Regions from separate parts of the Homo sapiens genome. Here region 1 is linked to region 2. A link is a loop called in an ENCODE intact Hi-C map of the cell type or tissue named here. Cell type or tissue: Calu3. All regions are shown on one strand. Each heading gives the region's core, and the rest is flanking DNA. Links, peaks and the distances in the headings are about the cores only.

Region 1 (8,000 bases), core at 1-8,000, 510 kb after region 2:
AAAAGTCACCATTTTCTGTTTTATGGAAACATAGGCAAGATTCTTAAAATGCAAGATGCTGCCCAACCAGCTGCATGGGGAACCATTTAACATTTTCTATCCCAGCAGAATTCACATAACAAAACAGACACTAGTCACCTCGTTCAGCACCCAATATCAACCTGGCAAAGCTCAGACTTTTTTCTGTTCGTCCCTGTTGTCTTTGATCCACTCCAGGTGGGGAGGGACGACCTCAGAACAGTAATTCACAATGGGGTCTCTGGGTAAGGCAAAGAGCAGATAGTCACCATGAGACAGGCCTATTGAACTTTCTCCAGGGCTCATCGAATGTAACCAAATAAGAAGAGTCCTCTGAGTTAGGCCTGCTGGACTTCCTTCAGCAATTCCTTCTGAGATTCCCTCCACATATACAAACACACACGAAGATGAGACAGACAGAAGGCCTTCCAAATCAGATGATCCCTAAACAGGAACTCCAAGAGTATCCCTTCCAAACTATCCTCCTATTCTCTGTCTGAGAAATCTCAAAATTGTCCTGATTGAGGACAAGTCTCGTGAACCAAGACTCTTCCTACTAGTTAGAGCCAACCAAGACCCCAGTGGAGCCGAACAGATACCCCGTGGTGGAGCTACAAACAGACACCCTGCAATGGGGCTACAGACACCCTGCAATGGGGCTACAGACACCCCATCATAGAGCTACAGACAAGTCGAGAGAAGGAAGGAGGCATTAGCAGTGCCTAGTAGATTCACCAATCCTAACACCCTGCAATGGGGCTACAGACAGACACCCCACTATGGGGCCACAGAACCAGTCAGGAGAAGGAAGGAGGCATTGGCAGCACCTAGGATACTCACCAATCCAGACACCCTTCAATGCAGCTACAGACGGAAACCCTGTGATAGGGCCACAGTTAGAGGACATCTCTCCAGGATTATTTCTCCGTTGCAATTAAATGCATGCACATTGGGTTGGCAGTGCCTGCCAGTGGAGAGAGTACCAGAGCCAGCCCCCAGTCCAAGAGAACTAGGCGGCTACTTGGGCTACCTTCTGGATCCATCGCTGGAGCGGGGGCACCAAACCACAAGCAGGTAGCCACAAAGGCTTTCCCAGTCTGATTTCGTTCATTGTTGTAATTTCCTCAGTTATAATTTTGCAAAGGTGGTTTCATATTCCTTAAGAGTTGAGCCACACATAAGTTTTATTCATTTGTTCCTACATGGACTTGACTACTGATTCAGTAAATAATTAGTAAATATTCAGTAAATAACTAGTAAAAAGAATGCCAAAAATAGTGCAGATGTAGTTCATGGCCCCTGTCCTCACAGAGCATAAATTCTAACAGTGGATAGAGATAAGTAGGCTGGGAATCACAATTAAATGGAAAAATAAAAAAAAAGGCTGGATGTGGTGGCTCAGGCCTGTAATCCAATAGCAGCAATTTGGGAGACCAAGATGGGTGGATCACCTGAGGTCAGGAGTTCGAGATCAGCCTGGCCAACATGGTGAATCCCCATCTCTACTAAAAATACAAAAATTAGCCAGGCGTGGTTGTGTGCACCTGTAGTCCTAGCTACTCAGAAGGCTGAGGCAGGAGAATCGCTTGAATCCGGGAGGCAGAGATTGCAGTGAGCCAAGATAGCACCACTGCACTTCAGCCTGGGTGACAGAGTGAGACTCTGTCTCACAAAAATATATAAATACATAAATAAATAAATGGAAAAAAAATGCTACTCTAAGGAGATACAAGGTGCCCTAGGAGCATATATCTCTGATGCTGTCTCCTCTGGAAGAATCAGAGAGGATTCCCTTAAGAAAATACCATCTAATCTGATACTTGAAGGATAGACAGATAGACAGATAGACAGAGAACAGTTCAAAAACCAGAAGAAATTAGAAGCGGGGGTGCTGAAACTATACAGATCCCTAAGTAGAGACTTGATTCCCTGAGAAAGGTGCCATCTAATCTGAGACTTGAAGGTTAGACAGACAGCAGTAGGAAAACAAGAATGAATGAGAAGGTAGGGGCTGGAAATACAGAGACCCCTAAATAGAATCTTTCCAGAAATTAAATGAAGGCAGAACGTTTTGAATGTAATGAGCAAGGTGGGAACAGTATCAGAAAATGAGTGAATGAGAAGGCCTAGATTAGAATAGGCTGAAAGTTTTCATGGTCAAATCTAGATATTGGAACACTCTTCGTTGCAAAGAGTAGAATAGAGGGACGGAGAGTAGATTGATAAAGTTCTTATGAATTTATTTCTTAAGAAAGAAAGGATGTTGGCCCGAATAGAAGTAATGAACAATTAGAATTGAGAGAAGTGGTCAGATTCTGAAAATGTTTAGCAAATAAAATCGATGCAATGTGAATTAAGAAGGGAAATAAGACATAGAGAAGGCCAAAGAGGTTGAATATCACCAGGTATTGCTGCTCTTTTGTACTTGGAGTATAGGTATTATTTACTAGTATATGGAAAAGAGAATGAAGGATGGAAATGAAAAAATGAACAGTTCATCTTTGTAAGTTGAGTTAAATGAGGTTGTGAGATGTAGTTGAGATATCTCATTGTCTATTGAATGTATAGGTTTCAATACCGACATCCACATCTGGGCTGAATCCATAAATTTGAGAATGATTTATTTATTCTTTTAAGCATATAATGGATGCCATCAGAATGTGTAGATTATACCTCAGGCCATACTTTTAATTTACTTATTTATTTATTTGACAAATAAACATTGTACATATTTTCTATGTACAACCTTCTGCTTTTATGAGTTTAACCTGTTTAGAGTCTATGTATAAGTGAGATAATGTGATATTTTGTGTTTTGGTGCCTGGCCTGGCTTATTTTACTTAATATAATGTTCTTCATGTTCATCAATATTGTCAGAAACGATAGGATTTACTTCCATTTAAAAGCTGAATAGTGTTGCATTTTGTATATAATCCACATTTTCTTCATCTATTAATCTGTCCACAGACATTTAGGTTGATTTTATATCTTGGCTATTGTGAATAATGCTGCAATGGAAATAGAAGTTCAGATATCTCCTCGAGACACTGATTTTCCAATTTTTGATATATACTTAATAGTGGGATTGCTTGATCATATCTTTAGCTCTATTTTTAACTTTCAGAGGTGTCTCCATATAGGTTTCCATAAAGACCATGCTAATTTACTCTTTTTTTTTTTTTTTTTTTTTTTTTTTGAGACAGAGTCTCACTCTGTTGCCTAGGCTGGAGGGCAGTCATGGAATCTAGGCTCACTGCAACCTCCGCCTCTAGGGTTCCAGCAATTCTACTGCCTCTGCCTCATGAGTAGCTAAGATTACAGGCGCCCACCACCACGCTCGGCTAATTTTTGTATTTTTACTAGAAGCAGGGTTTTACCATGTTGTCCAGCCTGGTCTAGAACTACTGACCTCAGGTGATCTGCCCGCCTTAACCTCACAAAGTGCTGGGATTACAGTCGTGAGCCACTGCGCAGGGCCTAATTTACGTTTTACCAACAGTGTACAAGAGTTTCTTTTTTTCTACATCCTCTCCACCATTTGTTATCTTTTGTCTTTTTGGTAATAGCCATTCCAACAGGTGCAAAGTGATATTTCATTGTGACTTCAATTTCCCTGGTGGCTAGAGAGGTTGATCATTTTTCATATACATATTCTCTGTATGTCTTCTTTTGAAAAGTGTTTATTCTGGTCCTTTGCTTATTTCTAAATCAGTTTATTTTCTTTCTATTGAATTGTTTGTGTTCTTTGTATTTTGCATATTAATTCTTTATCAGATGTATGGTTTGCAAATCTTCTCTACCATACTGTTGATTATCTCTTTAATCTTTTGATTGTTTCTTTGACTGTGTAAAAGCTTTTTAGTTTGATGTAATTTCATTTGCATATTTTAGCTTTTGTTTCCTGTCCTTTTCTGTCATATCCAAAAATCACTGTCTAGACCAATGTTATGAAGCTGTTCCCCTCTGTTTTCTTCTAGTAGTTTCACAGTTTTGGTTCTTACATTTACATATTTAACTCATTTTGAGTTTATTTTTGTATATGTTTAGAGATTTTTATTCTTCTGCATGTGGTTTTACAATTTTCCCAATATCATTTATTGAAGAATTTGTTCTTTCCCAGTTGTGTGTTCATGAAACCTTTGTTGAAAAGTCAAATTAATGTAAATAATTGGGTTTATTTCTGGGTTTTCTGTCCTGTTCATTTGCTCTCTGTTTCTATTTTTATGCAACTATTGTGCTATTTTGATGACTGTAGTACTTTGTAGTCTATTTTGAACTCAGATAGTGCGATGCCTGCAGCTTTGTTCCCTTTACTCAAAATTGCTTTGCCTATTCAGGGTTTGTTTTTTTGTGTGTGATTCCATATAAATTTTAGGATTTGTTTCTATTTTTGTAAAAGCTGCCATTAGAATTTTGATAGGAATTGCATTGTATCTTTAGATTTCTTTGGGTATTAGGGACATTTTAATAATAGTAATTTTCCAGTCCATCAACTCAAAATACATTTCTACTTATTTTTGTCTTCTTCAGTTTTCCCTATCAATATTTTATAGTTTTGAGATTTGTTATTATTGCTGTTATTTTTGAGACAGGATCTCATTCTGTAGCCAAGACTGGAGTATAGTGTCACAATTATAGCTCACTATAATCTCAAATTCCTGGGCTTAAGCAATCCTCCTACCTCAGACTTCCAAGAAGCAAGGACTATAGACACATGCTACTATGGCCAGCCAACTTTTTAAATTTCTTGTAGAGACATAGTCTCACCATGTTGATCGGGTTGAAGTTTTATACTTTTACGTGTACTTGTTTTTTACCTACTCGGTTAAATTGATTTCTAAGTATTTTTGCAGCAATTTTAAATGGAAATTTATTTATTTTTTAAAGATGGTTTATTGTTATACAGAAACACTACAGATTTTTGTATGTTGATTTTTTTTATCCTGCAATTTTCTTGAATCTGTTTATTTGTTCTAAAAGATTTTTGGTGGATCCTTTAGGGTTTTCCGTATATAAGACCATTTCATCTTTAAACAGGCACAATTAAACTTCTTCCTTTCCAATTTTGATGCCTTTTATTTCTTTTTGTTGGCGAATTGCTCTGGTCAGAACTACGTTGAATGGAAGTGGTAAATGTGAATATCTTTGTCTTCTTCCTGATCTTAGAGAAAGGGTTTTCAACTTTTCACCATTGAGTATGATGTTAGCTGTGTGTTTGTCATATGTGACTTTTTTTGTTAAAAACTCTTCAATTTTATTGCTTATTATATTTCTTCACATATCATTTATTCAGTCAACACTATATTAGTTTACTGAGCACACAAATAAATAAAACAGAAGCCCAGAACTCAGGTAGTTTGGATATCCCACACACTAATCTGTGTACTGTTTGCAAATCACACTGTGTTGCAACATCTGTACCTGATGTTGCAAGACTAACATTTTTGCTACCTCTTCTCAGAAGCCTTTGTGATCTCACCTGTTGGAATGCACTAATGTTTTCTGAGCCCCTTAAATATCTTGTCTACATTCTTTTAAGAAGCTCTTCACCAACTGTCAGGTAATGTAGTTTGATGAATTAAGAATGGGGGCTCTGGATTCTGAACCCCTAGATTTCAATTCTTGTTCCCAGTTACTATATACTCGGTGTTCTTTTACATTATTTGAGTCAATTACTTATTATCTTCCATTTTCCATATAAGAGAGGTTAATATATGTTTTATATGGAATTTTTGTGAAATTTCAGTAATGCACTTGGCATGATGAGGGCTCAATGAATATTAACTATTTTAACTGAACCATATCATGATTAACTATATAGACTATGGTGAAAAAAACAAGATTTGAATCCTAATTCATGTGATGTGACATAAGTTATTATTTAAATGGTGAATATAAAATAGGGAATATAATAACTACCCCACTGGCTTATTGTGAGGGTCCAGTATATTAACATTTGTAAAACCTTTGGTACAGTGATATGTAAATGATAATGATGATTATAATAATGATTTAAATTGTTTTATATGCATTCATTTTTTATTTATAATAAGTACATGGGAGATATTACCCTTTACTAAGTTAATTTATATTATGTAACTTTTTTCCTGGTTTGTAATGTCTAATGTTTTTCTCATAATAGCTGCCCAATAAGCACGTATGAAAATATTAATTCAAGATAACCCAGACAATGAGGCTGGTGCTTCTGTGCCAAAGCTTTTGTGCAATGTCCTGACATGATTTCTTTAGATGTCATTTTCTGTCAGCACTATCCTTACATCTACATGGATTGTATAATTATCTTTGTAGCATTGATTGAGAATTGATAAGATATCCAGCATTTCTGTGTACAATCTGCCGAAATCATATCTGTTGTATTGAAACAAAGGATGTATTACTTTGGTATCTATATTTCCTTATAAATATTCAAATTACTCTAAGGAGTAATACATTAACATGGTGTCAAATTAAACTAATCCACCACACTGGAAGATTAGGAATCAGGTTACTTTCAATTTTAAATTTTCATTGAGAACAAGATTTGAAAGAATTATAAATATGGATGCACTCATCCATTTATTCTTTAATTTATGTATTTAGCAAGCATATTAAGTACTTTTAAACATTTTGAATACAAAGATGTGGGTATAGGATGTAAGTTAAAAAAATGCAAATTCAAAGATATAGTTCTTTCACCAAGAAAACTAAATACAGAAAAGAGTAAAAATCATATAGGAAGTAAAAATCTAGTAGGAAGAATTTATATTCTAGACAAGAGCATTGACTTTCCCGGGAATATATATTTTAGGCAGATCATTATCACTATGGGCCGTGAACCAGTAAAAGAGAAAAATGAATACAGTGGATGACCAGGAAGTTTGCATTAGGTCCAATGCCACAGAAGGAAGTTGAGAAGCTAAAAGAAAAGAAAAGAAAAAAGAACAAAAAAGAAAATAAAAAGTATTTAGTGGCAATAAATTGTTAAACAACCTGGTAGGAATATGATGAATGACAGAACTCTATAGGTACAAGAAGACAGATGGTGAAGTAGGACATACTTTCAGAAGTATTTCACATTATAGAACTATATCTAAAGTGAGGGTGAAACTCTTTAAGCTGTGCCCATAGTTAAAGGAATCTTTCTATTTCTAACAGAAGGCAACCACAGAAAAAAGCCACTTAAGGTGTTGGAATCCCTGGGCAAAGATTTCCTCACTGGTGTTTTGGATAACTTGGTGGAACAAAATGTACTGAACTGGAAGGAAGAGGAAAAAAAGAAATATTACGATGCTAAAACTGAAGACAAAGTTCGGGTCATGGCAGACTCTATGCAAGAGAAGCAACGTATGGCAGGACAAATGCTTCTTCAAACCTTTTTTAACATAGACCAAATATCCCCCAATAAAAAAGGTAAGACTGGATTTTTTACAATGAATGTCTCAATTTTCCCTAAATCTGTTTAACTCCAAGGCCTAAGCAGTGTCTTCTGTGATTCCCCTATCTTTCCCTTCCTAAACTATCATTTTCACTAAACCTATCTTTGTCCTTTTAGAGACCACTTCCCTTTTGTGGGGTGGAATCCAGTTTACAATCAGCTAAAAGGCTGAGTCCTTGTGTTCAGACTGTGTACAAAAATAGTTAATAGTTCACACCTTGTAGTAAGGGACACATAGAACTAAACCTAGATTCTGTCACCTGTGACCTATGTGACATCCTGTAAGTTGCTTAACTTCCCTAGATCCTTAGTTATTAGTCTTACCATCTGTGAAATGAAGACAATTCCAGTACTTTCTCACAAGATCGTCTAAGCCTAGAAACATTATAATGACAGGCACCACACGCCAACAACTCTCAAGATATTAGCTCTCATCCGGAACTCTCTCCTCTGAACTCCAGGATCATTTAGCTCTAGCAACATATTCAACAGGTCTACTTGAGTGTTTTGCTGGCATCACAATACAAATACAGCTAAAATATACACT
Region 2 (8,643 bases), core at 381-8,380:
TGACCTCAGGTGATCCACCTGCTATGGCCTCGGAAAGTGCTGGGATTACAGGTGTGAGCCACAGCACCTAGCTACTGTTATATATTATACTGCTTTGTAATCAACCTATTCTAGTCAGTTAGTATTTTTTAAAATTGTGAATAAATAGATTTTTTTATCTCCCATTTCCTCTGGTGAATCCAGATGCTGTCTCAGGAATCCTCCCAGGCTTCTTCCAGCCAACACTTCTAACACTCCCACCTGCCCTCTACTGGTTCCAAGAGCTAGGATGGACCCACCCAGGCTACAGAGTTATCTTGCAGAAGATTTTTTAAAATTAATATCTGCATCATGAAACACTTCTAAACTGTACAGCATTGGTACATTCTATGATTTCCTTGGGAAACCAATTTCCCCACATACCATCTATGCATGCAAAACAGTTATGTGGCGTAAAGCCACAGTCACTGGCCAAGACTTACCTTTTACATTGTGGTAGTTTGTCACTACAGGTAAACAGAGAGCAGTGCTACAGAATCAGCTGCTATCTGGGAGGCCTGTCTTAGACAGTTTTTGAGAAAGAATATTGCACCCAGTTCACTGTTATATGAAGAGCACACTTTTAACATTGTGGAACCAGTTACTAGATGTTACGGGTTGGATTGTGTCCCCTGACACTTCAAATTCATGTCTTCATTACATAGTATTCTGTTTGTATGGATATTTCAGAATAAATGATTCTGCTCAACTTAGTAAACAATTTTTTCAGTATAGGTGTTAATTCTTCGCTTCATTCTATTGGCCATCTTATTTCATAGGACAACAGAATAGTTAACAATTTATAATTTGGAGTCATACGGACCTGAGTACAAACCTTTCCTCTTCCATTTACTAACTTTGTGAACCTGAAAAAAAATTATTTAACTTTTTAAGACATATTTTTGGTCACCTGTATACAAGTTATTTATTTATTTATTTCACAAATATCTATTAAATGCCTATGATTTTACTAGATTTCTATGAAGATTAATAATAGAATGAAAGTCAAGTGATTAGTTGGTACTTAGCCCTTGATAAACATTTCCTATTATTGTTATTGCTTTCAACTCTCTATCTTAGAACAAAAACAAAATTGAACATGAGACAATTTTGTGCTGTCAGTCTTTCTTCACTTTGTGGTGTATTGCTGTTGAAAAGCAAACTGTAAATGTTTAAAAATTTTTCAAAGTTGTGACATTTATATTCAGAATGTAACTGTATTTGAGGATAGGCCCTTTATAGAAGTAATTAAAGCTACATGAGGTCAACCTTGCTGACATCTTGATCTGAATCTTCGAGCCTCCAGAACTAGGAGGAAATAAATTTCTGTTGTTTAAGCTGCAGTCTGTGGTACTTTGTTTTGGCAGTCCTAGTAACATACCAGGTAATTTTGGTGGGGCTGATCTCTGTGTCATGCTACCTTGTAGGCATTTAAAGAGGGAATTCCTGAAGTACTGGTGGGCAAAGGGCCATAGGGTTCCCTCTCTTAGTCAGTACATTTTGGAATGTGAGAGGTCATTTGGGGACTTGGGAGGAAGAGTGGAAGGGGAGTGAGGGATAAAAGACAGCAAATATGGTGCAGTGCATACTGTTCAGGTGATGGGTGCACCAGGCTCTCACAAATCTCCACCAAAGAACTTACTCATATAACCAAATATCACCTGTACCCCAACAAGTTATGGAAAAATAAAATAAAATAATTAAAAATTAAAATTAAAGGATTTACTTGCAGAGAGCACCACAGTGAGCAAACGCATTATAAAAGGTGGGCCAGTATTATTTAAAAAAATTCTATGTTTTCCCCAGCTCTTCAGGCCAATGTTTTTGTTTGCATTGGAAATATAACTTTATTCCTTATTGCCAAGTGAATATTGACAGTATTTATCTGGAAAAGAAGGATCAGAGCCCCCTCTCTGAAGGTGTGCACGCAGCATGTCAGTCAGGAGACCAGCAGGAAAAAGGCAGCCTGAGGCCATAAGGCAGATGAACCTGGAGTTCCAGCTCGCAGAACACAGAGTCCCAAGATAAAAACGCAAAGCCCAATTGCATAATCCTGCCCTTCCTTTTTGGTTAATATAGAAAGCTATGCATGGCTGTTGTGTATTAATTTCAGGAAAGTGGCCTTGAGAGACACAATAGAAGATTTTTTAGGGATTAAATCATTTCATGCATTTTTAAGGATTCAATTTAAATATTTGCCCTGAAAGGATTTTTAAAGGACATGGAAGAGTTCATGCACAATTTTCCTGCATGGTGTCCACATTTATTCTTAGTTGATATTGCTGTAATATCAATATGTTTTCTGACCAATATGAATGTCAGAACTGAAATTATTTTAAACATTAATAGTTTGCTTTTCAACAGCAATATACCACATAGTGAAGAATGATTGACAGCACAAAATTGTCTCATGTTCAGTTATTTTTTGTTCTGAAATAAAGATAGTTGAAAACAATAATAGTAACAGGAAATGTTTATCAAGGGCTAAGTACCAACTTGACTTTTATTCTTTTATAAATCTTCATAGAAATCTAATAAAGTCATAGGTATTTAATAGATATTTGTGAAATAAATAAATAAATGAACTGTATACAGGTGACCAAAAATATGTCTTAAAAAGTTAAATAATATTTTTCTAGTTCACAAAGTTAGTAAATAGCAGAGGAAAGATTTGAACCCAGGTCTTTATGACTCCAAAGTATAAACTGTTAACTACTCTGCTGTGCCATGAAATAAGATGATCAATAGAATGAAGCTAAGAACTAACACTTATACCAAAACAATTATTTACTAATTTGAGCAGAATCATTTATTCGAAGAGATCCATACAAACAGAAAACTTACCATGTAATGAACTATGTTTTTCATTCAGCAATCTCAAAGATTTTCTGTCAACATAATTTTGGATTGATGTTGCATGGTGGCCTTATTGCTTCACATAAGAGGTGAAAATTTAAGCATTATAAATTATTATTTTAAACCTAATTTAGGCTGTTGGACTGAATCTATATATTTAACTCTTTTACCTCCACAAAGCTCTTTAGAGAGTAAAAAAGCATGCATAATAAAATATTTATAAAAGGACTAGCACTGGTGAACTGAGATAAAGGTGGGAGATGACCAACAGTACACCTTAGATTTTCATAAATTGTTAGAATATGCAAAGCAATGAAATTATATGAATTCCTAAGCCTGATTGGGGCACAGAACATACACAGAAAAGAAGTGGCAAACAAGTTGTAAATCTTCCTAAGAATAAAATATCAGGAAGCTTCTGGGCTCTGATTATGCAGGTACAGAGCCAAGATCTGGGGTGGAGCATTTGATTGAAACAGTATCTGTTGAAGAGTAGCATGAATAAGGCTTCCCCCTTTTCATTATATCATCCAGGTGCAGTGTAGTTGCCTTCTGGAGGAAGTCAGGAAAATATTTTCCAAGAAATTAAACATCCACTTGGGATGGTTTAAGGCTCCAAGAGCGAGGACTGGTATTACAAATCTGATCTTTACTAAAATTTTCACTCTCCCCACTCACACATACAAAATAAACACTACTAGCTAACTTGACTAGCCTAGATGCAGAGATCTGGCAATCAGCCACATCGTTCAGGAAGGGAGCTTGCTAATGAAAGAAAAATGCAAGTAATCCAGAAAGTCCATGAAATCTACTCATGTCAATCTGCTTTGATCTTCACTCAAAAATAAATTAACAACCAAACTTACCAGATATTTAGGGTAGTTCAGCAACATAAAGAGAAGTTCTAATATTAAAACATATAGTGATTAATTCTAGAAGAATCAAAGTTAATTTAGAGATAAGAAATAAGTTTAAAAATTATTTTTAGTGTCCTTAGAGAGCTTGAGAGAATATATTGCATCCGTGAAAACAAAAAGTAATATTCCCTAAGTATCTATTAAATGTGCCATGCCATGTTGAGGATTATATAGAGTATTTCACTTTAACTTTACAACCATTATTACCTTCAGTTACAGATGGGACAACTGATACATAGAGAAATTAAATGATTTGCCCAAATTTGTGCCTAATTAGCTATATAGACGACAAAAGAAAAAAGTATTTAGAATATTTCAACAAAATTAACTAATGAAAAATGTAACAAAAACTAAGATAAAGAGGAGGAGTCAGAAAATTATGACCTCTGCTTCATTTTTTATGGCTTAAGCTAAATTTTTTTTCTTCCATTTTTAGAGAATTGTCAGAAGAAGAAGAAGAGAAGGAATAGGAGAAAGAGAAAAATGAAGTGAAGGAGGAGGAGAGGGAGTGAAAGGGAAAGAGAGGAAGAGAAGAGCTAGAAACTTTACATGACACCTCCTCAAGCCTAAAATATTTACTTTCTCATCCTTAACGAAAAAAATTGCTGACACTTGATATAGAAGATCAGTGCAGGAGGGATGTTATCCAGCTAATAGAGATTATGATAATAGGAACCAGAAAAATAGAGATGAGGAATAATCAATAAAATCATAAAAGACAAATTTCCGTAACTTGAAAGGATTCACTGAAGAACTAGCAGGAAGAATAAACAATACACACACACACACACCCCACACACGTGTACACCCCTTACAATTAAATGTACTGTAATAAACTATTTGAATGTCAAGGATAAGAGAACATGCCAAAAATTTCTACAAAGAAAAAAGAGAGAGAGCTCGCTCACTAAAACAAACAAACAAAAAATAATATTGGCATCAGAATTCTCATTTGCATCGCTTGCTGCTAGATGTTTTGAGGTCAGCACTGTATCATCATTATATAAAACACTTGCCACATAGTAAGTCTAAAATAAAAAATTGTCAAATGAATTAAATAAAAACTATCAGGCTCAGCAAGAAATGAGTGACAGGTAGTGATACACCTGTTCTGAGTCTTAGGTGCCTGAATGCCTGCTGAATCTGTGTTGACCCTGTGCGGTGACTGCCTGCTTAGAACAAAAGGATTGAGTTATGACTCTTTTCTGTTTTTTCCACTGTTCCTTTTTTACAATTGTAAGGTTTTTTTTTTTTTGAATGAATACTTTCAAGAAATCTTCTAATTATAGGCACTTTTGATCTGATTTATTTTATCAATGAGATGTGGACAAATGAAGAGTAAAACATGGTAAGATTTAGACAATTGTTTTTAAATTTAATTTTATTAAACAATGATTCTGAGTGATTAAATAAGATCAAATTTAAATAGCCATTGAATTCATTGAATTCAATGTATTCACCTGAAGCTCTGTAGTTGTTCATTTATTTCTTTTTTTTTTTATAATTAATTTTTGGGGTACATAGTGGGTGAATGTATTTATGGGGTGTATGAGATATTTTGATACAGGTAAAAAATACATAATGATCACTTCAAGGTAAATGGGGTATGCATCATCTCAAGCATTTATCATTTCTTTGTGTTATAAACATTTCAATAATCTTTTAGTTACTTTAAAATGTGCAATAAATTATTGACTGCAGTCACTTTGTTGTGTTATCAAAAACACGATCTTATTCATTCTAACTATATTTTTCTAATGATTAACCAACTCTATTTCCTCACCACCCACTACCCTTCTCAGTCTCTGGTAACCTTCATTCTACTGTATCTTCATGAATTCAATTGTTTTAATTTTTAGATCCCACAAATGAGTGAGAACACGTGAAGTTTCCCCTTCTGTGCCTGACTTATTTCCTTTAACACCCCCAGTTCAATCCGTGCTGTTGCAAATGACAGGATCTCATTCTTTTTTATGTCTGATTAGTACCCCATTATGTATATGTACCACATTTTCTTTATTTATTAGTCTATTGATGAATACTTAGGTTGATTCCAAACCTTGGCTATTGTGAATAGTGCTACAATAAACATGAGGGTGCAGATATCACTTCAACATACTGATTTCATTTTCTTTTATAAAAACCCAGTAATGGAATTGCTGGATCATATGGTAGCTCTGTGTTTAGTTTTTTGAGGAACCTCCAAACTGTTTTCTTTAGTGATTGTACTAATTTACATTCTTACCAATAGTGAATGAGGGTTCCCTTTTCCTCACATCCTCAACAGCATTCACTATTGCCTGTCTTTTAGATAGAAGCCATTTTTACTGGGTAAAGTGATATCTCATTGTAGTTTTGATTTGCGTTTCTCTGATGATCAGTGGTGCAGAGCACCTTTTTATACACCTGTTGCCATTTGTTTATCTTCTTTTGAGAAATGTCTATTCAAATATTTTGGCCATTTTTAAATTGGATTATTTTATTTCTTCCTAATGAGTTGTTTGACCTCCTCATGTATTCTGGTTATTTATCCTTCATCAAATGAATACTTTGCAAATATTTTCTCCCATTCTATGGGTTGTCTCTTCACTTTGTTGATTGTTTCCTTTGCTGTGTGCAGAAGCTTTTTAACTTGATTTGTTACCATTTGTCCATTTTTGCTTTGTTTGCCTGTGCCTGGCAGGTATATTACTCAAGAAATCTTTGCCCACACCAATGCCCTGGAGAGTTTCCCGATGTTTTCTTGTGGTAGTTGCATAGGCTGAAGTTTTAGATTTAGGTCTTTACTCAATTTTGATTTGATTTTTGTATTTAGCAAGAGACAGAGGTCTAGTTTCACTCATCTACATATAGATACCCAATTTTCCCAGGACCATTTATTGAAAAGAGTGTCATTTCCTTATTGTATGTTCTTGGTACATTTGTTGAAAATGAATTTACTGTAGGTGTATGGTTTTGTATCTGGGTGCTATTCTGTTTCATTGTTCTAAGTGTTTTTATGCCAGTACCACTAAAAATTTTTTTTCAAGTTACTATAGCTCTGTAGTATATTTTGAAGTCAGGTAATGTGATTCCTCCAGTTTTGTTATATTTGCTCAGGATGGCTTAGGCTACTCTGGATCTTTTGTTGTTCCATATACATTTTAGGATCATTTTTTCTATTGCTGTGAAGAATGTCATTGCTTTTGGATAGGGATTGCATTGAATCTGTAGATTCCTTTGGATAGTATGAACATTTTGACAATATTGATTCTTCCAATCCATGAACAGAAAATATCTTTCCATCTTTTATGTCGTCTTCTATTTCTTTTATAAATATTTTAAAGTTTTCATTGTAGAGCTCTTTTACTTCTTTGGTTCAGCTTATTCCTAGGTATCTAACATTATTTGTGCCTAATATAAATTGGATTACTTTCCTGATTTTATTTCAGATTGTTTGCTGTTGGAATATAGAAATACTACTGACTTGTATGTTGATTTTGTATCCTTCAACTTTTTTTTTATTATTATTATACTTTAAGTTTTAGGGTACATGTGCACAATGTGCAGGTTAGTTACATATGTATACATGTGCCATGCTGGTGTGCTGCACCCATTAACTTGTCATTTAGCATTAGGTATATCTCCTAATGCTATCCCTCCCCCCTCCCCCCACCCCACAACAGTCCCCTTCCTGTGTCCATGTGTTCTCATTGTTCAATTCCCATCTATGAGTGAGAACGTGCGGTGTTTGGTTTTTTTGTCCTTGTGATAGTTTGCTGAGAATGATGATTTCCAATTTCATCCATGTCCCTACAAAGGACATGAACTCATCATTTTTTATGGCTGCATAGTATTCCATGGTGTATATGTGCCACATTTTCTTAATCCAGTCTATCATTGTTGGACATTTGGGCTGGTTCCAAGTCTTTGCTATTGTGAATAGTGCCGCAATAAACATACATGCGCATGCGTCTTTATAGCAGCATGATTTATAGTCCTTTGGGTATATACCCAGTAATGGGATGGCTGGGTCAAATGGTATTTCTAGTTCTAGATCCCTGAGGAATCGCCACACTGACTTCCACAATGGTTGAACTAGTTTACAGTCCCACCAACAGTGTAAAAGTGTTCCTATTTCTCCACATCCTCTCCAGCACCTGTTGTTTCCTGACTTTTTAATGATTGCCATTCTAACTGGTGTGAGATGGTATCTCATTGTGGTTTTGATTTGCATTTCTCTGATGGCCAGTGATGATGAGCATTTTTTCATGTGTCTGTTGGCTGCATAAATGTCTTTTGAGAAGTGTCTGTTCATATCCTTTGCCCAGTTTTTGATGGGGTTGTTTGTTTCTTTCTTGTAAATTTGTTGGAGTTCATTGTAGATTCTGGATATTAGCCCTTTGTCAGATGAGTAGGTTGCAAAAATTTTCTCCCATTTTGTAGGTTGCCTGTTCACTCTGATGGTAGTTTCTTTTGCTGTGCAGAAGCTCTTTAGTTACCTCTTTCAACTTTACTGAATTTTTTTTTCAGTTCTAATAATTTTTTTTGGTGGAGTCTTTAGGTTTTTCCAAGTAAAAGATCATGTCATCTTCAAATACGGGTAATTTGACTTCTTCCTTACCAACTTGGATGCCCATTATTTCTTTCTTGTGTCTGACTGCTGTGGGTAGGAGTTGCAGCACTGTTTCGTAACGATGAAAATGGACAGCCTTGTTGTGTTCCTGATCTTAGAGGAAAGAACTTTAGTTTTCCCCTATTTAGTATGATACTAGCTCTTTATCTGTCATATATGGCTTTCATTGTGTTGAGGTATGTTTCTTAAACACCCAGATTTTTTTAGGGTTTTTATCTTGAAGGGATATTGAATATT

What was found. Hi-C counts contacts between places; a loop is a spot of excess contacts. Peaks named below come from ENCODE experiments on the same cell type or tissue, not always from the same donor. Only the 100,000 strongest peaks of a DNase experiment are listed, where the experiment ranks them.
Region 1: it touches region 2 in a loop (4-fold over the local background); 2 of 110 quality-filtered maps call a loop at or near these places.

What each region holds. Positions count from the first base shown.
Region 1 is chr11:104,954,175-104,962,174 of GRCh38, reverse strand. It overlaps CASP4 (caspase 4), which reads left to right. Exons shown (of 9, transcript NM_001225.4): 2 at 7,174-7,428. LOC124902813 (a long non-coding RNA gene) reads right to left here and starts at 1,732. Exons shown (of 2, transcript XR_007062986.1): 1 at 1-1,732. In Calu3, for the core only: no CTCF peak of the experiment used is centred there; no DNase peak of the experiment used is centred there.
Region 2 is chr11:105,461,741-105,470,383 of GRCh38, reverse strand. The region is part of intron 1 of LOC105369468 (a long non-coding RNA gene); the gene reads left to right. Among named protein-coding and RNA genes, the nearest start is that of GRIA4, 140 kb to the left of the region's middle. In Calu3, for the core only: no CTCF peak of the experiment used is centred there; a DNase peak (open chromatin) is centred at 3,613.